Regions from separate parts of the Homo sapiens genome. Here all the other regions are linked to region 1. A link is a contact called in ENCODE Hi-C or POLR2A ChIA-PET data. All regions are on one chromosome and are shown on one strand. Each heading gives the region's core, a stretch centred on a gene start or an enhancer-like site at or near the end of the contact. The rest is flanking DNA. Distances are from core to core; before and after follow the strand shown.

What was found. Hi-C counts contacts between places; a loop is a spot of excess contacts on that map. ChIA-PET counts read pairs that join two places held with the same protein, here RNA polymerase II (POLR2A). Pooled maps may share reads with other maps.
Region 2: a pooled map shows a loop between it and region 1 (7-fold over the local background). The contact joins the promoter of NDUFB8 here to the promoter of KAZALD1 in region 1. A Hi-C loop is called at or near these places in 1 of 168 maps with a recorded cell type or tissue (naive thymus-derived CD4-positive, alpha-beta T cell), 6 of 37 single-sample maps with no recorded cell type and 11 of 50 pooled maps. POLR2A ChIA-PET finds 5 or more read pairs at or near these places in 4 of 52 experiments (MCF 10A, PC-3 and activated T-cell).
Region 3: a loop to region 1 is called in a map of B cell, with 13 times the contacts of the local background. The contact joins the promoter of ARMH3 here to the promoter of KAZALD1 in region 1. A Hi-C loop is called at or near these places in 4 of 168 maps with a recorded cell type or tissue (B cell, K562, ascending aorta and 1 more), 1 of 37 single-sample maps with no recorded cell type and 13 of 50 pooled maps. POLR2A ChIA-PET finds 5 or more read pairs at or near these places in 1 of 52 experiments (A673).
Region 4: a loop to region 1 is called in a map of CD8-positive, alpha-beta T cell, with 10 times the contacts of the local background. The contact joins the promoter of FBXW4 here to the promoter of KAZALD1 in region 1. A Hi-C loop is called at or near these places in 1 of 168 maps with a recorded cell type or tissue (CD8-positive, alpha-beta T cell), 11 of 37 single-sample maps with no recorded cell type and 14 of 50 pooled maps. POLR2A ChIA-PET finds 5 or more read pairs at or near these places in 1 of 52 experiments (activated CD4-positive, alpha-beta T cell).
Region 5: a map of ascending aorta shows a loop between it and region 1 (6-fold over the local background). The contact joins the promoter of OLMALINC here to the promoter of KAZALD1 in region 1. A Hi-C loop is called at or near these places in 1 of 168 maps with a recorded cell type or tissue (ascending aorta), 2 of 37 single-sample maps with no recorded cell type and 15 of 50 pooled maps. POLR2A ChIA-PET finds 5 or more read pairs at or near these places in 2 of 52 experiments (activated CD4-positive, alpha-beta T cell and activated T-cell).
Region 6: a pooled map shows a loop between it and region 1 (7-fold over the local background). The contact joins the promoter of ERLIN1 here to the promoter of KAZALD1 in region 1. A Hi-C loop is called at or near these places in 1 of 37 single-sample maps with no recorded cell type and 5 of 50 pooled maps. POLR2A ChIA-PET finds 5 or more read pairs at or near these places in 1 of 52 experiments (HEK293).
Region 7: a pooled map shows a loop between it and region 1 (10-fold over the local background). The contact joins the promoter of BLOC1S2 here to the promoter of KAZALD1 in region 1. A Hi-C loop is called at or near these places in 3 of 37 single-sample maps with no recorded cell type and 7 of 50 pooled maps. POLR2A ChIA-PET finds 5 or more read pairs at or near these places in 1 of 52 experiments (activated T-cell).

The regions. Positions count from the first base shown.
Region 1 is chr10:101,060,160-101,063,792 of GRCh38, forward strand. It overlaps KAZALD1 (Kazal type serine peptidase inhibitor domain 1), which reads left to right and starts at 1,830. Exons shown (of 5, transcript NM_030929.5): 1 at 1,830-1,956; 2 at 2,383-2,944. The coding sequence starts at 2,434. It overlaps LOC107984262 (a long non-coding RNA gene), which reads right to left and starts at 592. Exons shown (of 2, transcript XR_001747569.3): 1 at 1-592. RefSeq lists enhancers at 473-767, 1,694-2,582 and silencers at 895-1,314, 2,495-2,544.
Region 2 is chr10:100,528,503-100,532,198 of GRCh38, forward strand. NDUFB8 (NADH:ubiquinone oxidoreductase subunit B8) reads right to left here and starts at 1,369. Exons shown (of 5, transcript NM_005004.4): 1 at 1,265-1,369; 2 at 878-1,004. The coding sequence starts at 1,349. RefSeq lists enhancers at 64-233, 1,076-1,658, 1,792-1,841.
Region 3 is chr10:102,053,479-102,057,506 of GRCh38, forward strand. It overlaps ARMH3 (armadillo like helical domain containing 3), which reads right to left and starts at 2,695. Exons shown (of 26, transcript NM_024541.3): 1 at 2,607-2,695. RefSeq lists a silencer at 2,395-2,784.
Region 4 is chr10:101,693,229-101,696,869 of GRCh38, forward strand. It overlaps FBXW4 (F-box and WD repeat domain containing 4), which reads right to left and starts at 1,942. Exons shown (of 9, transcript NM_022039.4): 1 at 1,153-1,942. The coding sequence starts at 1,877. RefSeq lists an enhancer at 622-701 and silencers at 1,012-1,471, 1,752-1,801, 1,832-2,111.
Region 5 is chr10:100,372,103-100,375,810 of GRCh38, forward strand. OLMALINC (oligodendrocyte maturation-associated long intergenic non-coding RNA) reads left to right here and starts at 1,474. Exons shown (of 3, transcript NR_026762.1): 1 at 1,474-1,910. RefSeq lists enhancers at 1,037-1,366, 1,096-1,665, 1,467-1,596, 1,666-2,233, 2,234-2,803.
Region 6 is chr10:100,184,552-100,188,244 of GRCh38, forward strand. It overlaps ERLIN1 (ER lipid raft associated 1), which reads right to left and starts at 1,478. Exons shown (of 11, transcript NM_006459.4): 1 at 963-1,478. The coding sequence starts at 1,075. It also overlaps a transcript of CHUK not described here. RefSeq lists a silencer at 1,376-1,525 and an enhancer at 1,696-1,845.
Region 7 is chr10:100,285,185-100,288,910 of GRCh38, forward strand. BLOC1S2 (biogenesis of lysosomal organelles complex 1 subunit 2) reads right to left here and starts at 1,496. Exons shown (of 5, transcript NM_173809.5): 1 at 1,421-1,496; 2 at 913-1,029. The coding sequence starts at 1,475. It overlaps PKD2L1 (polycystin 2 like 1, transient receptor potential cation channel), which reads right to left. Exons shown (of 16, transcript NM_016112.3): 16 at 2,965-3,294. The coding sequence ends at 3,212. RefSeq lists enhancers at 730-1,237, 823-1,122 and a silencer at 1,413-1,612.

The DNA of each region.
Region 1 (3,633 bases), core at 580-3,079:
AGGGCGCTGGTTCCCCGTCTACCTACTGTTCTCCATCAGCGACTCAGAAAATCCAGGTTAAACACTCAGGCAGTCTTTCACATTTAATCCACAAATATTTACCGAGAATTTGACGTGCCACCAGGCGCGGGGCTAGGTTCACAAGATACAGTAGTGAGTTAGGCACGATTCCTACTACCAGAAGCTTAGAGCATAGGGAAGACTAAAAGTAAGCCACCGTCTACAATAGTAGGATAAGTGGAGAGTTTCTAGGTCCGTGGAGTTTGTTGTTGAATATCTGCTCCAGGCCTTAGAAGCCGGCAGCAATTCACTAAAAGATCCCGGACTTGTCTGCTCTGTATCCCAGCCAAGGAGCTCCGTCCCCAAGGTGTTTTGTTAGAGTCAGAGACCTCTCCTTGGGTGATTCCATTCGTCAGCCCCACAAGTCCCCGTCTCTGGCCTTTTTCAGGGTCTCCGGCAGCTCTCTGACAGTTCCCCTTCTGTCTCAGGTCGACACTTATTCCAAGGACCAGGGATTACTCACAACTATCCGCCAGAGTTTGCTCCGCCCTTTCTTTTTCCTGTTTAAAATCCGCGGGCTCTTAGTGTTCTCGGTTCCTAGATTTCCTGTTCTGATTCTCGCGACAGTTGCGAGGCCTCGCGTGAAGTTCCCTTCTAGTCCCTATTTCGAATTTGAGACCGGGAGAGAGTGTCTGCCCTTGCCCACCTCCTCAGAACCCCTCTGGCCAGGGATGGCGCCTACGTGGCTCGGGAGCCCCTGAATGAATGGGCTTGGCCCAACTTAGGGGCGCATTCCGACGGGAGAGTCCTGGCTGTATTCCGAGGCTCCAGTGCGCATGCGGAGTCGATCCCGCGCAGGCGGGCGGGGACGGCAGCCGGGTCTTGTGGGCGGAGCCTGACTAAGTGCCGCCCCCTTGCCGGCTGCAGATTGCTATTTCTGCCCCCCACCCTCGCCCATCCCCCCGCGAGCTGGACTGCGCCAAGGCTTCTGTGAGCCGCTTGGGGCCGGCCGGGGCGGGGCCTGCCCGACCCGGGTTTGGCTGGCGGGCCCCTAGGAATGCTCTCCTCCCCGCCCCCGGCCCAAAGTGCCACGGTGGCGGTGGTGGCGGCCGCGAGGCCGAGTGTCTCCGGCCCTGCCAGCCTCGCAACCGTAACCTGTAATCCCGACCCGAGGGACGCCCGCCGGGGAGGCGCCAGCCCGCCTCTCCCTGCGGCCGCTGGTCGGCTCCGACCTCGAATCACCCGGCTCACCCGCGGGTCGCAGCACCTGCCGGATGTGGGGAGGAAGAAGGAGGCCAGATGAGGGAAGGCGGATGTAGGCGCCCAGTCTGTCCGCGCCTTGGTGGGGCAGCTGGGTGGGCAAGCCTGCGGTCGCTCCCGGGAACCAGCCCTGGGCTGCGGGGAGACGAAGGTGGTTGGTCCTGCCCTCCAGGAGCGCCCCGACATCGACGTAAAATGACTTGGCACCAGAGCTCCTGCCGCCTCCCCCTTATGCAGCTGCCCTCGCCGACGCCAGGGACTGTAAAATCAGATGGGACAGGGCCTAGCCGTTCAGCCAACACTTTGAGCTTCCCAGCCAAACTCCTACCCCCACTCCCCGCCTCCGGTCCTCACCCCCTTCCTCTCTCCCAGCCTCGGTGTCTGGTTACGGCTCCTCTGCTCGCATTGTGACTTTGGGCCAGGCTGGGGGAAATGACCCGGGAGGGTCCCATGCGGCTACATAAAATTGGCAGCCTTAGAACTAGTGGGAAGGCGGGTGCGCGAAGTCGAGGGGCGGAGAGAGGGGGCCGGAGGAGCTGCTTTCTGAATCCAAGTTCGTGGGCTCTCTCAGAAGTCCTCAGGACGGAGCAGAGGTGGCCGGCGGGCCCGGCTGACTGCGCCTCTGCTTTCTTTCCATAACCTTTTCTTTCGGACTCGAATCACGGCTGCTGCGAAGGGTCTAGTTCCGGACACTAGGTGAGCACTCTGTGCCCCAGGCCATAAGCGAGGCGGCATCAGCCCCCCCAGTTCTCACCCCCCATTAGCAGCTTCTTACTTCTGGAGCCACCCATTCTCTTTGGGCAAGGATGCTCAGGGGCCAGGGATCGGAGTCGGGTGGTGCACGGAAGTGGTGCTGGTGGTGGGTGTGCGTGCGCCTGAGCCTTATCACCCTTTCCTCACCTCTCTTCACTCCCAGCCCTCCCAAGAACAGCCCAACTGATTGCTAACTGCCATAACTGGATAATCCCTAGAGGGTCACTAGGCCTGTGTGTTGGGGGAGGCTACTTGGTAGCAGGGGAGGGGGCGATGCTAGTGTCATGCTTTGGTACAAGAAGCAGTGAGGTTGGTCTTTCGGCACAGGCCCTGTTTCTGACCTCCTGACCTGGCTTCCCTTCCTGGCAGGGTGCCCGAACGCGCTGATGCCCCGAGTGCTCGCAGGGCTTCCCGCTAACCATGCTGCCGCCGCCGCGGCCCGCAGCTGCCTTGGCGCTGCCTGTGCTCCTGCTACTGCTGGTGGTGCTGACGCCGCCCCCGACCGGCGCAAGGCCATCCCCAGGCCCAGATTACCTGCGGCGCGGCTGGATGCGGCTGCTAGCGGAGGGCGAGGGCTGCGCTCCCTGCCGGCCAGAAGAGTGCGCCGCGCCGCGGGGCTGCCTGGCGGGCAGGGTGCGCGACGCGTGCGGCTGCTGCTGGGAATGCGCCAACCTCGAGGGCCAGCTCTGCGACCTGGACCCCAGTGCTCACTTCTACGGGCACTGCGGCGAGCAGCTTGAGTGCCGGCTGGACACAGGCGGCGACCTGAGCCGCGGAGAGGTGCCGGAACCTCTGTGTGCCTGTCGTTCGCAGAGTCCGCTCTGCGGGTCCGACGGTCACACCTACTCCCAGATCTGCCGCCTGCAGGAGGCGGCCCGCGCTCGGCCCGATGCCAACCTCACTGTGGCACACCCGGGGCCCTGCGAATCGGGTACGCATGGCCCGGGGCCCCCACCCCAGCACTTAGGTTTCCTAGAGGCACTGCTCCCCGACCCCTGACAGCATTGGTCTCTGGCCAGCAGAGCAAAAAAGATAAGGCTATAGAGGCCTCGAGTCCAGTATAAAACCCTGCTCTCGCTACTGGTTCATAAAAGCTGCCACCTTAAGGTGGGGGTGGGGGGTGGAGTGGAGTGGGAGTCCCGGGCTTCGTCAGCAAGCTGCATTCGCTGAACCACGTGAAAGCTCCAGAGCTGGCTGGCAGGGAGAGACAGGTCCTCTGAGGGCGCAGGCACATAACCTATGGTTTGCTCAGAGACCCCCCCGACTTTTCCCAGACCAGTGGAGTCCAGGCAGCAAGACGGGTTCCTGTGAGATGCAATCACGTTTCATTCTTAGAGCAGTTTGTTCACCCAGTCTCCCCACCTCTCTGCTTTCTCCTGCTTTTAGGGATTAGTGAAGGGGAGCGGGAAGTTCTTTCTCTATCCCTGGGGACTGGGGTCCATTCAGGCCTCTAGCTTTCCTTGGTAGCTTTAGTAACTTTCACTTCCTGAGCCCGGGCTCTGCGTCTGGCTCGGCTGGGGCAGCCAGAAAACAAACACCCCGTGGGGGTCCCAGCAATTTCCTCCACTCCTGCAGGCTTCCTGCCTGTCGCACAAGTCCAGCTTCAGGTTCTCTGCCTTG
Region 2 (3,696 bases), core at 119-2,618, 530 kb before region 1:
CTCTTCTCGTAATAACTGTGTTCTTGACCACCCAGTTGGCATTCATCTCTGCGTCTCAAACACCTCATGGGACCTCTTGCTAAGCTGGGTTTTCCCCAACAAATCCAGGTTCATCTGACACTGGCTTCGAACAAGGCTGCTCTTGTCCACAACATAAGAAAAAACAGGAAATGATGACAACTAGACATATGCTACAGAAAATGAGTGTATAACAAGAAGAATAGAAGTTGCTGAAACCAAGATTGAAAGAGTGACATTAGGACAGGAAATAAAGGCGATGATAATCACTTCAGATAATTAACCATTGGGATGTTATGTGGGTATGGATACGGAAGAGTGTGGAAGGGATAGGATAACATCAACTGGAGTACGTAAGGGGGCTGGCTGTTTAATCTGCTTAATAGTTGCTACGATTTCCACAGCACTAACAGAAAAACATTTTTTTTAAAGAGACATACACACAAATATAGAGTACTCCGTTTACAAATAAGATTCTCATGACAGGAGTCCAGCTCCAGCCTGGTCACATGCCTGGATGACAGCACCTGAGCGCAGCAGATGCTCAATCTAAATGAAACTCGACGCTCTGGATAGAGCCAAGGAAGGCTCCTGCTATTCGGGGGTCCTCGAGGGAGCCATTAAAACCTCGGCTTCCTCATTTGAGGAAACAGCCTGAGCCAAGGAGAAAATTGAAGTCCTCTCAGCTGCAGCTGCTCACCCACCCCCCTCCCACCTCCCTCCACAGAGAAAAGCACCCACTCCATTGACTCTGAGGGGTCACGAGAAGGTTCGGGAAAAAGGGTCACAGTCAAGCCACCCAACCCAGCCGGCCTTCTCCCATCACTACTTGGGTGCGAGCATACCCTCTCTGTCTCACCCCATGCCATCATCCGGGTAAGGTTCGTAGTCTTCCACACGCATATTATACTTCTTGGCGGCGGCGGCCCGTTCTTCTGGGGTCCTAGGATAGGGCCCCGGGAACATGTCCTTGGTCATGTGGGAGGCTAGAACGCAGAAGAGAACAGGTCAGAAGCGAGCCCGCTCTCCAGCCGCTCCGAAGGCTTCAAGTCGCAGGGGCTGCAGAGGTCCGAGCCCGGGACTTCGCAGGATCAGTGCGATCCTCCACCCCATTTTCTGGATATATCAACGCCACCTCCACTCCCTACCCGGAGGCTGCCGCCGCGGCATCTACGATCCCCCCTCCCGATACACCAAATTTCAGGTACCCCCTTCCCACACTGAGGTCTCGCCCGTTCTCGCGGACCTGTCCGTGCGCCCAGCGGCATCACGTTCCGGGATGCCCTTTGCAGCCACTGGACTCCCAAGACCCCGGCCCTGGCCACCGCCATCTTCACCTTCTTCACGTTTCCCTTCTGCACATGCGCAAAGGCCTGTCACGGCGGCTGAGCCGGGCCAAACGTGACGGAGGAAGCCGGGAGTGAAGAAAAGCCGAAGGGTTCAACAGGGGCGGGGTTTAAATACGCAGTTGGGAAGCCAAGGGTTGGATAGAGGCTGGGAAGGATAAGCGGGAAGAAGGGAAAACCAGGCAGGTCTCTGACATTTCAGAATGTTGTGTCCTTTTTCTCCCTGAGCTGACTTAGACCCATCCAGGGATGATGGGAACTCGGAACCTGAGCAACTCAGGTAGACAGCTTAACCACCTCCCCCAGGAGCTGTACTAGTGAAATGAGCCTGTCTTACTCTCTTCTCTGGCTGCTTGCTTTCCTCTCCTTCACGGGCACTTCCTTCCATCCCCAAACATGATCATTCTTCAAATTCACCTGTTGGTCTTGCTTGTTGTTCTGTTCTCCAAATGGGTTGATCTTCACTTAGACGCCAGTGCAACACACAATTCGGCCCTGAATTGGCTCCTTAGTTTCAGTCCGTGTTTCCATCTGCATGTCTCAGTCACCTCAACCCAACAAATGTAAAATTAAACTTATCACCAGAGGCAGCTCTCCAGAGACAGCTTAAAGCCTCAGAGTTGGTAGGACTTGGATAAAACAAATTACAAACCGGCCCATAATGAACAAACTAACTCAACAGAAGAATTGGAGACATTATTATGTTTGCATATGAATGTTTTCACTTGGGATTTGAATAACTTACACATTATAAATATGCACGTATTTCCAGTGACTTTTCAGGTGACCACTGTTTTGGAGCAGAACCTATTATTATAAACATTCTCAAGTATATATCAGAGCAATAAAAATGCATATAAGCTGGGAGCTGTGGCTCACACCTGTAATCCCAACACTTTGGGAGGCCTAGGTTGGAGAATGGCTGGAGACCAGGAGTTTGAGACCAGCCTGGGTGACATAGTGAGACTTCGTCTCTTTTTTTTTAAGTTATAAAAAGTAAACAAATATGGATATATACTATTTAATATATAAATTTTGGGAAGGACTACACAGCAACTTGCTGTCTTGTAAATGACATCACTAGTTGATGTTCAGAATAATTGCACAACATCTGCATTCAACCAATAGCAAACCCTGATCCAATTTAGGTCAAGAAACAGAGTTGATCTAATTTATTTATTTTTATTAAGATATTATTCACATACCATAAATTCACCCTTTTAGGCCGGGTGCGGTGGCTCACGCCTGTAATCCCAGCACTTTGGGAGGCTGAGGTGGGAAGATTACTTGAGGTTAGGAGTTCAAGACCAGCCTGGCCAACACAGCAAAAACCCATCTCTACTAAAAATACAAAAATAGCTGGGCATGGTGGTGTACACTTGTAATCCCAGCTACTCAGGAGGCTGAGGCAAGAGAATCACTTGAACACAGGAGATGGAGGTTGCAATGAGCCGAGATCACGCCACTGCACTCCAGCCTGGGTGACAGGGTGAGACTGTCTCAAAAACAAAAAACAAACAAACAAAAACAAAAACAAAAAAACCTTTTAAAGTGTACAGTAGTTATTTTTAGTACATTTACAAAGTTGTGCAATCATCATCACTATCTAAAACATTTTTATTGCTTCCGAAAAAACCCATACACATTAGCACGTTGCCCCTACCTCTACCCACTGGCAACCACTAATTTACTTTCTGTTTCTATGGATTTGCCTATTCAGACAGTTTATATAAATGGATCATGCAATATGTGGCCTTTTGTGTCCATTTTCTTTCACTTAGAATAATGTTTTCAAAGTTTGTCTGTGTTGTAGCACATATCAGTACTTCATTCCTTTTTGGGCTGTATAATATTCCATTATATGAATGTACAGTACAATATTTTATTTATACATTTATCAGTTAATGGACATTTGAGTTGTTTCTGCTTGTTTGGCTATTGTGAATAATGCTGCTGTGAACATTCTTGTATAAGTTTTTGTCTGGATGTATGCTTTCTATTCTTTTGGTTATATGCCTAGGAGTAGAATTGCTGGGTCATAGGGTAACTCTGTGGTTTAACTTTTGAAGAACTGCCAAATTGTTTTTCAAAGCAGCTGTGACATGTTACATCCCCATTAGCAGTGTGTGAGAGGGTTTCAGTTTCTCCACATCTTTATCAACACTTGTTATTGTCTCTTTTTAGTATCACCATGCAAGTGCCTGTGAATGGTACTTCATTGCAGTTTTCATTTGCAGTACCCTGATGACTAATAATGCTGAGCATCTTTCCATGTGCTTATTGGCCATGGTATACCTTCTTTGGAGGAATATCTGTTCAAACCCTTTGTTCA
Region 3 (4,028 bases), core at 1,445-3,944, 990 kb after region 1:
CCTGCCTAGGCCTCCCAAAGTGCTAGGATTACAGGTATAAGCCACCAGGCCGAGTAAAAATGCCTTTTCTTACTTGTGCAATCTCCTACTCATCCTTCAACACCCAACTCAAGTATCTCCCCCCTGCAAAGATTTCCCTGACTCTCCCAAGCAATGGCAGTATTCCCATTACACTGTATAAATTTTTTTTTTTTTTTTTGAGAGGGAGTCTCGCTCTGTCGCCCAGGCTGGAGTGCAGTGGCACCATCCCGGCTCACTGCAAGCTCCGCCTCCTGGGTTCATGCCATTCTCCTGCCTCAGCCTCCTAGTAGCTGGCACTACAGGCGCCCGCCACCACACCCGGCTAATTTTTTGTATTTTTAGTAGAGACGGGGTTTCACCATGTTAGCCAGGATGGTCTTGATCTCCTGACCTTGTGATCCGCCGGCCTCCGCCTCCCAAAGTTACATAGTAAGTGCTCAATAAATGTGTTGAATAAACAGTTCACCCTTATATATCCTGGATCAATTTTTGGCCATTTTCCCCAAATGTTACAGATTCCTAAACTGTGCTCAGTGTGAGATTCCAAATTTCATAATGACTGCTTTGAGGTTTTCACCTTGTTTTAATTATCCAAATGTTGAACAAGTCGGCTGGGGGCAGTGACTCACTCCTGTAATCCCAGCACTTTGGGAGGCTGAGACGGGTGGATCACGAGGTCAGGAGTTGGAGACCAGCCTGGCCAATATGGTGAAACTCCGTCATTACTAAAAACACAAAAATTAGCCAGGCATGGTGGTGCGCGCCTGTAGTCACAGCTACTCAGAAGGCTAAGGCAGAAGAATCGCTGGAACCCGAGAGACGGAGGTTGCAGTGAGCCAAGATCATGCCACTGCACTCCAGCCTGGGCGACAGAGCGAGACTCCGTCTCAAAAAAAAAAAAAAAAAGTTGAACAATAAATTGTAATACCTAAAAGTCCAATGAAAACACCTTAAAGGCTTCTCTAGTCACTGAAATGGGTATTCCCCCTTTACAGTCGTAACAAGAGGGATCCCTCTTTCCCTTGACTGTGATCTGATATCCTGAAAGTCTTCACACAGAAGCTATTGTGCACACAAATCCAACTTAAGGTACACCCAAAATAATTCCAATCCTGCTAAGTTACGGGCAGGGACACAAATCATATTTACCCTAGTTTACAAAGCAACTAAAGGATAGCAAAGAAAAAGCTCTCACTAAGCTCAAAACTTTTTCTGGCCGGGCGCAGTGGCTCACACCTGTAATCCGAACACTTTGGGAGATCGAGGTGGGTGAATCATCTGAGGTCAGAAGTTTGAGACCAGCCTGGCCAACATGGCGAAACCCTGTCTCTACTAAAAATACAAAAATTAGCCGGGCGTGGTAGCTCACGTCTGTAATCCCAGCTGCTTGGGGGGCTGACGGGGAAGAATCGCTCGAACCTGGAAGGCGGAGGTTGCAGTGAGCCGAGATCACGCCATTGCACTCCAGCCTGGGCAACGAGAGCGAAACTCCGTCTCAAAAAAACAAAAAACAAAACAAACAAACAAACAAAAAAAAAAAGGCCGGGCGCGGTGGCTCACGCCTTTAATCACAGCACTTTGGGAGGCCGAGGCGGGCGGATCACCTGAGGTTGGGAGTTCGAGACCAGCCTGACCAACATGGAGAAATCCCGTCTCTATCAAAAATATAAAATTAGCTGGGCGTGGTAGCGCAAGGCTGAGGCAGGAGAATCGCTTGAACCCCGGAGGCAGAGGTTGTGGTAAGCCGAGATCGGGCAACTGCACTCCAGACTGGGCGACAACAGCGAAACTCCATCTCAAAATAAATAAATAAATAAATAAATAAATAAAATAAAATAAAAAACTTTCTGGAGAGGAAGAACTGCGGAGGGTCGGATGATCCAGTGACATACATTTGGGTATGGCCCAAGTTTCTGCTTCCCCATTCGCCAGGGGCAGCACGCCTCAGCTTCTCCTTCTCCAGGGGACCAGGTTTCTCTCTACTTTTTCCTTCCCTATACCCTCCTGGGAACAGGTTCCTTTCCTGGGCTCTCGCCGAGTAACCCAAAGAAAACACAGTAGCTTCACTGATTCCGTGTGAAGAGTGGGTTAAAGCCTGTCAGAGCCTGGAGAGGGACAGGACTGGAGCCCTTCCGGGACACCTGAAGACTTCGCACAAACCCGCTTTCCTCTATCCCTGAGATTCTCAGAGGTGCCTTGCCCTACGCCCGCACCCCAGGACCAAGAACAGCAGGAGAGGAAGCTCTCGGGGCAGCTGGCGGGGTCAAAGGTCAGCACCTCGGAAGCCAGAAGGCCCCGCAGGGATGCGGGAGAGGGACGTGACCGGGACCGTGTGGTCCGAGGGACCGGCCGCTGGAAGAGCGAAGCCGTTTCTCTCTAGGCTCGGCCGCCCCCAGGCCCAGCCCTCCCCGGCATACGCAGCTTCAGCAGCCGTCCTCCCTCCCTCTCCCCTCGCGTCCTCGTCGTCCCCGCGGCCAGCGCAGGCCCCGCCCCCAGAACCGCCTCGGGGCCAAGGCCTAGTATGGCAGGACCCGCAGGGTTGGTCAGGTTCGAGGACCGGGCCGGGCCTGGCCGCCGCCGCTTACCGAGCCCGCGGCTCCTCCTCTACCACCCGCGCCGTTCCCGGGCCCGCTCGCTCTCGACGCCACCGACGCTGCCGCTGCTCCGGGCTCACGGGCGCGCTCCCGACCTCCCCGACCCTTCCCGTGTCCCCGCGCCCCGCCGGGTCCTAAAGCCCGGCGCGCAATGGGTTAGTCCACGCCCGCTTCCTGAGACCGGCTCAGACCACGATTCCCAGCAAGCATCGCAAAGACTACAACTCCCGAAAGGCATCGCGAGAAATAAATTCGCAGTGGACTTGTCTATTGAGGGCCTACTGGGTCGCAATAGCAGTTTTCCGAAACATGGCCGACTCTTTGACCTCAGCAATTTTACTTCTAGGAATACATGTATCCTCTAGAAATACTGGCGAAGTTTGGAAAGATATATTTTCCAAATGTGTATTACAACTTTGTACGTGAAAGATTGAAAACAAACTCATTCTTTCAACAAATACGTGTGTGCCTGATAAGTGCAAAGTAGCGTGTAAAGCTCTATTAACTTGGCCAGAAATCTATTTTCTTTTCTTTTCCTTTTTTTTTTTTTTGAGACAGGATCTTGCCCTTGCCCAGGCTGGAGTGCCGCAGTGGCACAATTACAGCTCAGTGCAGCCTCCACCTCCTAGGCTCAAGCAGTCCTCCTGCCTCTGCCTCTGGTAGCTGGGATTACAGGCACGTGCCACCACTCCCTGCCTCTGAGTCTTTGTTTTCTTTTTTTTTTTTTTTTTCGAGATGGTGTCTCACTCTATTGCCCAGGCTGGAGTGCAGTGGTGCGATCTCGGCTCACTGCAACCTCTGCCTCCCGGGTTCAAGAGAGTCTCCTGCCTCAGCCTCCCCAGTAGCTGGGATTACAGGAGTGTACCACCACGCCCGGCTAATTTTTGTATTTTTTAGTAGAGACAAGGTTTCACCATGTTGCCAGGCTGGTCTCAAGCTCCTGGCCTCAGGTGATCCACCCGCCTCTGCCTCCCAAAATGCTGGGATTACAGGCGTGAGCCACCGCACCCAGCCTGAGTCTCTGTTTTTTTATACACAAATGGAAGGTTTAAAAAGATGTGCTATAACAGCAAGAATACTATTAAAAAGAAAAAACAAGTAAAAAAAATAAAATAAGCCAGGCGCGGTGGCTCACACCTGTAATCCCAACACTTTGGAAGGCAAAGGCGGGTGGATCACCTGAGGTCAGGAGTTCGAGACCAGCCTGGCCAACATGGTGAAACCCCATCTCTACTAAAAATACAAAAAATGGCCGGGCGTGTTGGCAGTCCTCTGTAATCCCAGCTACTCGGGAGGCTGAGGCAGGAGAATCGCTTGAACCTGGGAGGCGAAGGTTGCAGTGAGCCAAGATCGCGCCATCGCACTCCAACCTGGGCGACAGAGCGAGACTCCGTCTCAAAACAAAAAAGAAGT
Region 4 (3,641 bases), core at 692-3,191, 630 kb after region 1:
CCATAACCTTTGCTATAATGCCACCTTGAGACTTTATCCTAAGGAACTGATTTTTAAAAAATATGTATGGTAATGACATGTGACTTATATTTCAGTAAAGCTGTTACTCAAAAATGCATTATTTCATTATTATCTATAATAACAAAAAGCTGAACACTACATGTAAGTTTAATAGTAGAGGGATGTTCTTTAATCTCATTATGCGACAGCCCACAAACATTTACTATGTACCTATTCTGTTAGGATCAGTAAGATAGCAATTATATGTGCAACTGAAAAGGTTTTTAAATGAAAATAATTGTCTAGAGGTGATGGTATTATGGCTTTTTATGTTTTTAAAAACGTTATTTAATGTTGTCATAATGTACTAGAAAGAACTACTTTTTAAAAAATGGGTGGAATAGGGGGCAATCTGAAAGCTCTTATTCCCCCAATTCCCTACATGTTTTTTCCTTCCTATTTAACAGTTTAAGTGGTTCAGAAAAGTTTTTCATTCACAGGTCTCAGACCCTACCAAAAACAGGCCAAATTGCAATACCATGTCTTGTACACATCCTGGACAGACTCCAGCCTCCTGCCTCAAGCAGGCCCCCTTTTTCGTGTCGCTCTGCCTATATGAAGTCATAAACTATGGCTGAACACTGGGACCGAGGGCTTCTCTTAAGGTCCGAGCCCTGAAGCTTAACAACCTTTAGAAAAGGGTAGGGAGGATGAAAGATGAAAGTCCACAAAAATTTATGATAGACCACTTAAGGAACCTGAGTCCTAGACCTGGACTCAAGGAATCGTCCAAAGCACCGTACCAGACTGGCTCCTCTGGGGCGAAGGAACCGGGGCAGCTAAACCTCTGCAAAAACACACAATCGAAAGCTGTAGGGAGTGCCTAAGATGGCTAATTGTGAGGAGCGGCCCACCCGGGAGGGTGCCTACTGAGGGATGCTCTCGGGAGGCTGCCTCAGATGGAGGCCTTGGGGAGGAGGGGCAAAGGGGTCCCCGAGAGTGCTCGGGAAAGGGTGTAGGCGGAGGTCAGGTGTAGGCCTAGAAACTCGGGGTGCGACACGACCCTGGGCCGACCAGGCCGCGGCGCCCCGCCCTTTCCCGGGACGCGGGGCCGGCTCGGGGCGGGGAGCGGGCGGGCGAGCGGACGCTTACAGGTCGGTGCCGAGCCGCGTGAAGCCGGAGTTGAGCGAGGCCCGGGCTATCCGGCGCCAGAGCAGATCGCAGCTGGTGAAGCGCCGCAGCCAGCGGCACACCTGGGCCAGGCGGCCGAGGGCCCGCATGTCCAGGTAGGAGCAGATGAGCAGCAGCAGCTCCTCCGGCAGGCGCCAGAGCGCAGGCCCCGCGGCCGGGCGGGCAGCCGACTCCCGAGCCGCCTCCTCCTCCTCCTCCTCCTCCCCGGCCGCCGCCGCCATGGCCACCCCTGTCCCCGCGATGTCGGCCCAAGCCTGACCCCCTCGTCCCTGTGCTCTTCCCGGCCTGGCGCCCTCCCGCCGCCTAGCCCTGACCCTCCATTCCTCCTTCTTCCCATACTCTCTTCCTTGTGCCTCCTTCCCGGCCCCTGCGCTCCCCTCGACTCCCTTGACGATGCCTCTCGCCCCTTCCTCCACGCTTCTGCCTCCCTCTGCTTCCTCCCTTGGGCATGCCCTCGCTCCCGCGTCAGCCCCCGGCCCGGCTGCCTCCTTCGCCGTCTGCGGCCCGGGCTTCCCTTCCGCCCCGCTTCCTCTTCCGCCTTGCCCCGCTCTCGCTTTTCCCTTCCCCTTCCCCTTCCTTCGCTTCCCCCTCGCCACCCTCCCTTCCTGCAGCTTCCTCGCCTCTCCGCCCTCGCCCTCGCCGGGCCCGCCGTTCCCGGGGGGCCCCGAGCGGCCCTGGCTGCCCATGAGCGGCCGCGGGGCCGGCCCGACGCGGAGCCCAGCCCGAGCCGCCACCGCCGCCGCCCCGGGAGGAGGCGACACCATGTCGGACCGGGTCACATGGGGCGGCGCGGGCCGAGCCCTGGGCACGCCCCTCACACCTGCAGCCTTGGAGCCACTTCGGGGTGCGGGCTGGGGCCGGGGCGCTGACACCACCCCCGCATCCCCGAGAGCGCTTGGTGGAAGCACAGGAGTTCGCGCTGCAAACACGTGAGGCCGGTTTCAGGGCCCTGCCTGAGGCCACAAGAGGACCCGCTGCCCTCAGGAAGCGGCCATTTGGAGCACCTGCCCTCAAGAAGCCCCTAGTTGGGTGGCCTTGCCCCTCTAGAAGCCCTCCTCTTCCTCGAGTGATGCCTCCTTTCCACGGGCCACATGTGAGGGCCCAACGAATCTGCAGCCCTAGAAGTTGACAGGTTCCATAGCTTAGGTTCTCACACAGGCCCGGAAGCACGGTCCTGGCGTGAGCTTGGGTGTTAGACGTATTTGGGGATTTGCAGTCTTCTAGATCCTGAGTCCATAACTTCAAAAACAGTCATGTATCAGGAAATGGCACAGCTAGGGCTTCTTATCAGTCACCACCCAAGTGCAAGTGGATTCTCCAAGGACTCAGCATCCATTCTTCATACCACCCATTCGATTCACATGGCATTAATCTGAAGGGAGAGCTACTGAGGTCTAGACCTGTGCTGTCCAACAGTGTCCTCCCTCGTCACATGTGGCTGCTGAGCATTTGAAATGTGGCTAATACAAATTGAAATGAGCTATAAGTGAGAAATGCACACCAGATTTTGAAGCCATACAAAAAAAAGAATGCAAAATATCTCATTAATAATTTTATATTGATTACGTGTTGAAGTGTTAATATTTTGGATACGCTGTATTGGGCTAAATACAATATATTTTAATGTAACTACTAGAAAATTTAAAATTATACATGGGACTTGCATTTGTGGCTCGGGTTATTTTTCTATTAGCATTGGGCTAGGCAGTAAAACTTGGAGGAGGGGAGGAAGATGCCAATTTCTGTCTGTTTATCCTGTACTCCAAATCCAGGTAGGAAGGATTGGAGAGTTTTCTTTTGTACTTATCTACATCTTAACACTCATTTTCAGGGAGCAGGGAAGAATAAAAATTGACCCTGAAAATTATTCAACACCTAGCATAGCCAAAGAGAAACCTAGGGAAGCAACTACATTGTATTATGGTGCTGCAAGAAGCATCATGTAACAAGGTCAGACCGGAATCTGGCTTTGCCCTAGAATTACTTTTTGATCTTAGCAAAACAACAACAAAAAGCCCCACCTATCTTGGCCTTTTAGTGTTCTCAATCTGTAGTGGAGATAATGCCTCTGCCTTACTTTCGAGGGATAAATGAGATGATCCCTGTAAAATGCTTTGAACTCCTCTAAGAAAATTCTTAATAATAGTTACAGGTCAAATCCTGTTACAAAAAAATGCCATCCCTCCCCCTCTCCAAATGCAACAAAGACTTTGTGTAGAAAACGATTTCCAAACTCAAGGCAGTGGTTTATTGAAAGCACTATTTTATAGATTTCAATGCGGCCAAAGAATTTAAGCCATGTTTTAGAGATCATTATAAAGAAATTTACTTATTCACAGGTACCATACTGTTAGAAGACTACTAAGGCAGGAATACTTCACATTTAGGTGATGTCATGAGTTCAATATTTATTGATTTTGCTACATTTGTGTACTATGAGCGAATCAAGA
Region 5 (3,708 bases), core at 224-2,723, 690 kb before region 1:
TTCTTTCTTTTTTTTTTTTTTTTTAGGAGAGATGGGGTTTCACCACGTTGGCCAGGCTAGTCTCAAACTCCTGACCTCAGGTGATCCGCCCGCCCCACCCTCTCAAAGTGCTGGGATTACAGGTGTGAGCCACCGTGCCAGGCCGAACTAACCATTTTAAATTGACCAGTTCTGTGGCACTTAGTGCATTCATAACATTGTGCAAACACTACCTTTTGTTCTAAAACATTTTCACCCCAAAAGAAAACTTGAACCCATTCAACAGTGATTCCCCATCTTCCCACCCACACTCGGCCCCTGGTGACCATCAGTCTGCTTTCTGTCTCTGTGGATTTACCACTTCAGGATATTTCCTATACATGGAATCGTACAATATATGACCTTCTGTGTCTGGCTTCCTTCTCTTGGCATAATCTTTCAATGTTCATCCCCATTGGAGCATATATCAGTACTTCATTCCTGTTTATTACCTATTCATATTCCATTGTATGAATACACCACAGTTGGTTTACTGATTTATCAATTGATGAACACTGGAGTTGCTTCCACCTTTTGGTTATTGTGAATAGCACTGCCATGAACATTTGAGTGCAAATATGAGTACCCGTTTATAATTTATTAGGGTTTATATCTAGGAGTGGAGTTGCTGGGCCAGATGCTAATTTGATATTTAACCTTTTGTGGCACCATCAAACTGTTTCCCCAGTGGCTGCACCACTTTAAATTTTCTCCAGCAATGTATGAGAGTCACCCTCTTCTTAACGTGTACCCATTTGTCCCTTTCCTCTTTCCTACTTTTTACAAAGCCAGTTCCCCACAGACTTCTCTTTCCCCTGGAGTAGAGGGTGGGAGAAGTTGCATCTCTAGTAGAAAGACTATCCAAGCCTCCATTCTTACCTTTTCCGCAAATAGAATACGGTGACCAGGAGGAGGAGAGGACAGGCTGCCACCTCCCTGTGGTCACTAAGGTACACCCACTACAGCCATTAACGCGACTCCGTAAAACTACCCTCCTAGCGACCTCCAACGCCTCGGTCCTCACCCAGAACATCACATTAAACTTTTCAACAGTCACAGATAGGAAGGGGCTCGGTGTGGAAGGTGCCAGCTCTGGCTCAGCCCTGCGGGTGAGTGTTTAACTTTCAGCCCAGCTTAAGATCTCCGAAGACACCCATCGCCTCGTCCTGCCCAGTCCCCTCCGCTAAAGGGCCGGCCTGCCCGGGCCTGGCTGGCAGCTGACATGAATGGAGAGGAAGCGCCTCCCTCTCCACCCACTCTCGCCGGGGTTACTGCCGGTCACAGACCCGGGCCTTCAAGAGCTATTTACACCTACAACAGCCCACCAGCGCCTGACCACGCCGGAGCCAATCAGCGGCCCCCAAGCTTGTCTGATTCTGTCTGCTCCAATCAGGAGGCGCGGTCCTTCCAGCCTCTTGCTCCTGTGAATCACAGGTCGGCGGGAGCCTTTTTTCCTTTTTTTTTTTTTCCCGGGGAGTCGGCCTCGGGGCTCTGCTCTCCTACCTCAGTCTGCCCTACCCTGGAATGGGGAAAATGCGGACATGCCACTCAGTCCGGCCGCGAACAGTGCTCCAGAACTCAGAGAGTTTTCCAGACGGGTGGAGATCGCGTTCCCTGCCCGCCGAGGTCCCATCGCTTCCCTGCTGGGAAGACAAATGAGGCGCTTTAGCCGTCTCCACGGCCAGCCCCTCCCTCATAACCCGAGATTCTTTGTGGGCTCTTAGTCCATAGCTGCCTTTGAGGTGGTGTAGACCTTGCTAACCAGGACGGCCCAGTAGGCAGAGCTCATTTTTATTCCTGTCTGCAATCGTGCAAAAACGCCTCTTATGGAAAAGCCAGAGCGCCAGGAGTCAGCAAAACACACTAAAGATTGGGCAGTCACTGGGGAGAACGTGAGTAAAAGCACAGGAACAGCAAAGCGTTCAGGAACGTTCGAGGCTGACGCAACCGGCGCAGGAAGGTGGTGTGTGGTGGGAGAGTGGGAGGAGACAGTGGAAAGTTTAGACTTGCTTCTGTAAGTGATAAGAAGTCATCAGATATTTTCAAGCAGGAGAGGAAAATAATCTCTCTGTTTCGCAAAGTTAACTCTCATGGCAACAGAGCAGAGTAGCGGGGGGATGGGGGCTGGGAGATGTTGGGAAGCTATTGTTACCACTCTGGTGAAGAGTCATGGGACCTCAAAAGCTGGGATAGTCACGGTGGGAATGGAAAGGAAGGGCACAAGCTGAGAGGCATTTGGGAGGAGAATCAATAGCACTTTATTGACTGGATGTGTGAGATGAGTGAGGACAGCAATCAGAAGAGGACTTTGAGGTTTCTAGCCTGAGTGGCTGGAAGGACACCACTTCCCCTACCTGAAATAGGTAGCAAAAAGGAGAGAGAAAGAGAGAAGCAGAGGGATTTTGCAAAGGGAATAGGAGTTCAGTTTTTGACATGTGGCATTTGAATTGCAAGAAGTACATCCCTGTGGATGTAATACCCAGTAGACAGTTGGGAATTAGGATCTGGTGTCGAGAAGAAAAGTAGAGATGAGATCCAAAGGGTTTATAGTGGATCGGGAGAGAAATTGATGACCTAAAGAGAAATTATAGAATAAGAAGATTTGGGCAGGGCACGGTGGCTCATGCCTGTAATCCCAGCATTTTGGGAGACCAAGGTAGGAGGATTGCTTGAGCCCAGGAGTTTGAGACCAGCCTGGGCAACATGGTGAGACCCCGACTCTACAAAAACTGCAAAAATTAGCCGGGTGTGGTGACACATACCTGTAATTCCAGCTACTTGGGAGGCTGAGGTGGGGGGATCACCTGAGCCTGGGGAGGTCTAGGCTGCAGTGAGCTGAGATAGTGCCACTGCACTCCAACCTGGGCAACATAGCAAGAGCAAGACCCTGTCTCAAAAGTAAAAAAAAAAAAAGAAGATTCAAGTACAGAATCTTGGGAAGGTAGAAAGAGGACACAGAGGCCAGGTGTGGTGGCTCATGCCTGTGATCCCAGCACTTTGGACGCTGAGGTGGGTGGATCATCTGAGGTCAGGAGTTCAAGACCAGCCTAGCCAACATGGTGAAACCCTGTTTCTATTAAAAATTATCCAGGCATGGTGGCGGGCGCCTGTTAATTCCAGCTTCTCGAGAGGCTGAGGTAGGAGAATGGCTTGAACATAGGAGGCAGAGGTTGCAGTGAGCTGAGATTGTGCCACTACACTCCAGCCTGGGCAACAGAGTGAGACTCTGTCTCAAAAAAAAAAAAAAAAAAAAAGAGGACACAGAGCTAGCAAAACAGACAAAGAAGTATCAGAAAGATATGAAAAATTAAAAAAAAGCAAACTACGATACTGTAATAGAAATAAGAAAATAATTCCAGGAAGAGGAAGCAGGACATTGTTTATGTATGTACAAAACAGTAAGACATTGGTTAAATAAATTATAAAGCATTCATTTGATAGAATACAGCCATTAAAATTATGTTGCAAAACTATATAATTGCCATAAAGAGATGTTCAATGCATCTTTTTTCCCCCAGTGCATCTTAGAAACACTCAGGTTAAAAAATAGTATATATGCTGGGCACGGTGGCTCACGTCTGTAATCCTAGCACTTTGGGAGGCTGAGGCAGGTGGATCACGAGGTCAGGAGTTTGAGACCACCCTGGCCAATGTAGTGAAACCCTGTCTCTACCAAAAATACAAAATTAG
Region 6 (3,693 bases), core at 228-2,727, 880 kb before region 1:
ATAAACACATTTGCAAGGTCATAATAACAAGGAAAGATGAACTGTTTGAGGTTCATTACTAATTCTTTGAGTCATTCCTTGAAATGTCCTTTCTCTGGTTTTACTGTCAGAAAGACAATGCTTTTAAACTGGAAGGAAATCTGGACTAATCTGTAATTTCTTATGTAGAGCTCCATCTGCTAAGATATACCATTAAAATTGCTCTTTTTCTAGGATTCAGGATGGATTTGAAAGTAGAAATATCAGTTTTGAGGGATAGTGGAAACAAGCAAAAAGTTGACGCTCTTTTTGAATACACCATTATCCCAATTTCTCCACAAACTGGCCTCTCTTACTAGTCTGTATCAAAAGGAACTTGTGGTAATTAGGCTGAAGGAAAAGCTAAGCGAGCTCAACAAGAGAGCAACAGCTCCCACACCACTCCTGTCCCCAACTTGAACAGCAACAGTAAGGAGGGAGGAGCATGGCCCATCAGTGTTGTGCTTATGTCCCTGGAGGTCCAGGGACATAAGCACCATCACAGTCATCATGGTGTTACAAGACGTAACCAGACACTGGAAGCTTTTAAATGAAAAAGTCTAAGAAACAACCATAAACATACAGCATCTACAGCGGCAAACTAAAGCCTGTACAGTTGAACGAACTATAATTTATCCATCTCTTCAGTTAGAGGTAGAGTGACTACTTCCTTTCTTCCTTCTTCATTTTTCTACAAATAATTGAGTTTGCTGTGTATAGGAATAACCGTAGGGAGACTTAATCTCTGCAACAAAACGAACATAGCACTAAAACTGTCCAACATCTGGAGGGTGCTCCGCAAAAGCCCGCTTCGACCCCCGTGCTCTCCCTAGAGATGGGACATGCGCCCCCGAACGTTGCAGAGGGAACAACTTCCCAGACTCCACTCTGGAGTACCCTTTTAATCTGCTCTAGAGCCCTAACTGACTGCACATGCCGCTCACCTGTAGTACACAGCCAGATGGCCCTCCTCAATCTTGTGGATGGAGGCGTAGAGCAGGACAGCCACCAACCCCACCACTGCAGCCACCAGAACCCGGGCTTGAGTCATATTCATTCTCGTTCCTCCTGGGAGCGGGAGAAAAGGACCCTCAGTCCCGTGAGTGACAGGTCCACCCCCTCCAGTTTCTACCCTCTCCCTCCGGAAACTTGGCGCTCTCTCGCAGGCTGAGCCGGGGAGTCCAGTACCCCTGTCCCCTCATTCTTCCCTTCTGGCTGAGCCCGCTGACCCCTTGCCAACTCCTCCGCCCCCGGAGGCCAGTGGGCCGCCCCTGCTCGGTGAGCTTCCTGAAACTCCCTCTCCCAAGGGTCGCTCCCGGGTGGAAGGCACTAACTGAGAAGAAGCCCAGCCGCAGGCTCGCGAGGAAAGCCGACCCCTCGGCCGCGCCTCACCGATCAGTGACGCATCGCCCCCGCCCGCACGTGCAGCCGACTCCCGCGCCGAGCCAACCGCCGCCAACAGCCGGCCCCGCCCACTCGCCCAGCACTGCGGCTGCGCGGGGACGCACACGGCGTAGCCCCGGCCCGCGGCTAGTGAGACGGGGAGCGCATGGGACAAAATTCTCCTAGCCGCGGGCCGCGCAGGCTCCTTTGGAGGCAAGTCGCTTTCTGTACACTGCTGGTTAACTGCTTCGGAAGAGGACAGCCCGCAGTCTGGAGTGAGCAGCGAAGCAGAGAAAAGGAGACGCCCTTTCGGACAAGGGACTGGTTGGTTTGTTCTTGTGCAGAGAACCCACTCGCTCACTCTCAAACGGTAGCTGTTCGGTTTATTTGTCCTTTTGCAGTGTATGCGGAGCCCCACTGTGTGGCACGCACTTGCTTCCGGCAGAGATCCTGCCCTTCAGGAGCAACTAAACTTGTTGCAAATAAAGTGCTGTGAAAGTTCAGAAGAGGAAGATATTAGATATAACGGCATCATTCTCTCGTTTTTTAAGTGTTCCTATTATGTGCCAGAATGCTGGTCCAGTGAGGGCTTTATGAAGGCCATCCAGACTACAGGAACAGAATTGCTAAGCACATGGGGCGGGAGGCGGAGGGAATCCTCCAGGGAGACCAAAGTAAGTACTTCAGTTTCCTTGAAGGCTTGTGTGATGGGAAGGAGTGCTATGGTAGGCGTCACTACATATTCTGTTCGTTTTAAATTAAAAAACCATGGGCACATATTGCCAAAAATAAAAAAGGGAAGGAAAAAGGTATAGTTGGGAGATAGATGAATACAAGAGAAATTAAGGACATTAATGGTTTAAGCCTTGAAAGGCTAGAGGTGGAACTATAACTGGACAAGGTGGACTAGGGTTGTAAAGTCCTCTAACCCAGCGGACGGGGTGGGGGTGTGTGTGGGTTGGGGATGAAACTGTTCCACTTCAGATCATCAGGCATTAGATTCTCACAGGGAGCCGGCAAACCTCACATGTGCAGTTCACAATAGGGTTCGCGTGCCTATGAGAATCTGATGCCACTCGCTAATCTGACAGCAGGCAGAGCTCAAGGCGATAATGCTCACTCGCCCGCCGCTCACCTCCTGCTATCCGGCTTGGTTCCTAACAGGCCACTGTCTGGTTCCGGTCCGCGGCCCAGGGCTTGGGGACCCCTGCCCTCTTGGGTAGGGAAGTATGGGAAAGCAGTGCTTTAGGGCCAATGAATCTATAAAACGGCTGAAAGTGGAGACAGACTGTTGGCAAGGAAGTCAAGTGGTTAGGAAACTGCAGGCCCAGGGTTACTTAGTAGTGGAAGTAAGAAGAGGTAAATAGAATCAATCCGTCTTCATTAAAGCAAGACTTCCCAGACCACTCTACCCACACCCTTCAATAAATACACTTACCTGTATCATTCATTTGATTTTTATTATCTAGGAATGTCTGGGACCTTATCTGTTCCAAATAAATGATATTTGCAGAGCTTAGCTATTTTAACTTCCAAAAAGCAAAAAGAATGGAAAATAACTTGCTCCATACCCTGTTTTCTGTAGACATTCTCTGAAGTTTTTCATAATATTGCTTAAAGAATGAAATGTATACAATTCACAACTGCCATTCCCCTCTGAAAAGTTGTTACCCACCAAAAAATAGTGGTCCAACTCATGCATCAAAAGCAAGTTTGGGGATCCCACTATAATAGTCTGTTCTGACTCACACCATCTGCCCAAATTATATAGATCAGGCTGCCCTGACATAACCCCAGCCACACACCAGCAGCGGCCCCCACGCTATAACAAATCTTTAACCAATTATTAAAATATTAGAAAATGCATGACCATTGAAAATAATCCTTAACAATAATTGCAATGCTTGGATGGCTTGTAATGTTCAGACTCCCAGATAAGCACTTTTACTATACTGCCTATGTTGTTTCAGATCTTGCCATCTAGCTTAATACCCTCCAAGTAACAGGTACCCAATAAATGTTTATTACTAAAATCTTCTAAAACCAGGGAAACAAGAGAGAGACTGCCTATTATAATAGATGACGAACAGTGATATGTGATGACTAAAAAATTTGGTTGACTAGGAAAATGATACCACTAGCAAAAATGGGGATGGTGGGGCTGTGACATCAGTTTATAGGGCAAGAATCGAGCATGTTTTTTAGATGTAGATAGTGGTGATAGGACATCTCAGAGGAAAACACTCTTAAAGAAGTTGCCCAATACTACCTTTACCATAAGTCCTATTATTC
Region 7 (3,726 bases), core at 246-2,745, 780 kb before region 1:
TGAAACAATTTAATAAATGTTTTTGAGATGCTGTACTGGACCAGACTTCACTTTCTTTCTTTTTCTTTTTTCTTTCTCATTTTTTTTGAGATGGAGTCACACTCTGTCGCCCAGGCTGGAGTGCAAGTGGTGTGATCTCAGTCCACTGCAACCTGCAACCTCCACCTCCTGGGTTCAAGCGATTCTCCTGCCCCAGTCTCCCCAGTAGCTGGGATTACAGGCGCCCGCCACCACGGCCGGCTAATTTTTGTATTTTTAGTGGAGACAGGATTTCGCCATTTTGCCCAGGCTGGTCTCAAACTCCTGACCTCAAGTGATCCACCAGCCTCGGCCTCTGGGATTAAAGGCATGAGCCACCGCGCCCTGCCCATACTTCACTTTCTGATCCTCCTCCACACATAGGTCATGTGTCCACTTGGAAACGATCAAACACTAGTCATGTCCCAAAGGATGGGTTATCAAATCCTCAGACCAAACTAATAGGTCCCTAAATCTGCAGGTCACTCCCCGTTCCTCAATTTCATTTCTCTTTATCCCGGTAAACACATCTTCTGCTTTAGCCAAACACACTGCTTGCACATACCACCTCATTCGCTAGTTGTATCATCTCCCCCTTTTCCACCAATAATTCCCTTCACAACCCTGCTCAAAATACACTTTCCCCAAGGAAGCACTTCTTGATTACTGTTGCTGGATATGAACTCTTTTTTGTTATTGTTTTCTCATTAGTCTATGTTACAGAGGCCTGCAGAGTTGTATTTTCTTTCTCTCCCATTCATGGCCTCCCCCAACTTCCAACAGGCCTGTCTCAGGGCATGCAGGGTAGGAAGGGAGCTGCAGACTGATGCTGCTAACCATCTCCCAGGCCTCCTGGGCCAAACCGCACCCGAATCAACCCAGACCCCGCCTCACCCGTCAGTTCCCCAGTCAGGTAAGTGGCCATTTTGGAGAACATGTCCCGGCAGAGCTCAGTGATGTCAGCTTCAGCAGGCTCCTTTGCTTCCTCAGCTGTCTCCACGGCGGCATCGTCTGGGCCAAGGGAGAATGACTAAGTGTCCCGCCTACACCCGGTGCTAATCCAGCCAAAGCAGCCTGTTCCGACATCCCTCCACTTGCCTTCATTCCATCAAGTCGGCTCCATTCTCCATCTGCCATAATTTCAAGTCCTTCACTGCGTCCCTGCCCATCTGACACATCAACTCGCCTCCCTCGCACCGCCCCTCGCCCATACCCGGCACCCCCGCTCATCCTGGCACCATCCCAGTCACCCTGACAGGACAAACACTCGCGCGCAGCGACAAGTGCACTCCTCTCACCAGCCCGTTCCTGCCAGGTGAGCCACCACACACTCAACCTCGCCCACCCGAGACGGAGCCCCAGGCCCCCCACCGGACGCTTCCTCCCCATCCATTCCGGGTACCTCGGGCGGGCTCATCACTCCGGGTCGCCAGTACGCCCTCGGCTGCCGCCGCCATAGCGGACCCCGCGCTGTTTCCGGGCCGGGGTGCTGCGCATGCGCACTGGGTGTGCCCCGCCCACCCGGCCGGCCCTGCAGTCCTGCGCCTAGCGGTCCAGTCCAGCCTCAGGTCTATGACACAGCAAAGGGCGATTCCGGAGCCGAAATTGAAGCTACGCCAGGCTGTTGTGAATTGATCCACTGCCAACAGTCGCGACGTCTGGGACTGAGGGCGAGCTCATCCCTACAGTCACACCCTGGAGGGATCACTCATCTTGTACCACTCACGACCCGTCTGGGAATAGTCAACCCTGTTTGTGGCCTGCTGACCAAAACCACTGAAGACGGATTGCCCGCTCTCCTGACACTCCGCACTGGAGTTAGTCATCAAAAGATTGCTCAGGGAATCCAAAGTTTTACAGGTTGTCTCGTCCACACTTTGGGAAACCTTCAGGCATTGATCCCTGGTCCTAAATACTGTCCCTCCCAATGTCCTGAGTTAACACCAACTCACTGGCCCCTATTTCTTAAACTGCAGGCAGGCATCTACTTCTCTTCAGTTGATACAGCCTTCCTTGAAGAAAGCTTAGACTGTAACTTTTTTAGGGCTGAGGATACACTCTGGTTATCTTAATTGCATTTAAGCTGTTTCACAAGCCTCCTAGGTGTACAGAGTACTTAATGGGATGGGAGAACAGGAGTGAGTGAAAGAGATGGATGAGAAGAAGTGACTGGGGAGCAATTGAAGGTGCAAAATGAGGAGGGATAAAGGCCACAGAAGAAGGGATAGGAGATATTCAGCAGGCCTCAGGCAGGCTCCTGGACACCCAAAATCTTGGTAGTTTCTTTTCTTATCCCTGGTTATCCTCCCTCTGCACCCTCTCACCCCACCCCGATGCCAGTACATACACACACACGCCAGCTACCCCTTATCCCCAGCCCTCCTACCCTGACTGTCTCCACCCTGAGGACTGAGTCTCACTTGTCACCTGTCCCCACTTTTCCTATGGTGCAACCATAGTAGCCACTATTTCAAGCCATTCCTGCGAGCCAGAAGTTCTTTTTTTTGAAACAGAGTCTCGCTCTGTCACCCAGGCTGGAGTACAGTAACGTGATCTCGGCTCAGCTCACTGCAACCTCCACCTCCCGAGTTCAAACGATTCTCATGCCTCAGCCTCCCAAGTAGCTGGGATAACAGGCACGCGCCACCACACCTGGCTAATTTGTTTGTATTTTTATTAAAGACAGGATTTCAGCATTTTGCCCAGGCTTGTCTGGAACTTCTGGCCTCAAGTGATCCACCCAACATAGCCTCCCAAAGTGCTGGGATTACAAGCGTGAGTCACTGTGCTAGGCCTAGAAGTTCTTATAGCCCAGCTCCTTCACATCACTGCACCTACTCTATACCTCCTAGAGAGCATGAACCTATTCCAGCCCAGGCACATGGATGACCCACAATTTCAGCCTTTCTTCCCTCTATAATACCAGAAGCAAATGCAAAGTCCAAGTTTTCCTAAGGAGTTTTATTGATAGCCACCATGGAAACCCACATGGTCTTATGGAAGAATAATGTCAGAACCCACCACATATTAATTCAAAGATCTCTGAATCCTGAGTTCATTTCCTTGCCTGATTCCCTTCAGGCTCCATTTTTATCTCCTGGTTAAAGCCCACTCAGTTTCCAGGTTCAGTGGACCAGGAGGCAGCCTCTTGCAGAAGATCCTTCATAGACTTTGCTCCGGGAGTGCCTCACACTTAACTCCTCTGCAACGTTGGAATCTCACCACGGGAGAGTCTCCTCTCCTCTAAGGCTTCCTCTTCTCTTTTATAGGGAACCTCTGTGGGGGAAAACGAGAAACCCATGGGTGCTAGCAACAAATCTTGGGATGCACAAAGGATAAGAATAGGATTCACTGGGAAGTAGGAAGACATCTAGATACCGCCTACTCTCTTGGTTTCTACCTTTTTCACAGACCATGGCTATCCAGGTGCTTAGGAAGAGCCATTACCCTCCCTCTCTTTATCCTGTTTGTTAACTTTTTTTTTTTTAATTAACACACAGAGCTAAGTACACAGGGAGTAAAAGGCCCAGTGGAAGACGTTATTTCACAGAGCTATGTGGCAACACACAGAAACACTGATTCACAAGCCTAAGCATGATGCCCACCACACACAGAAACATTGGCTCAAAAGGCCAGATGCAGGGTGGGGCTCAGCAGCAGCCATGATGGGACCTGTTGTCCTAGAAGTGCAGGGGATGTGGCGAGGGG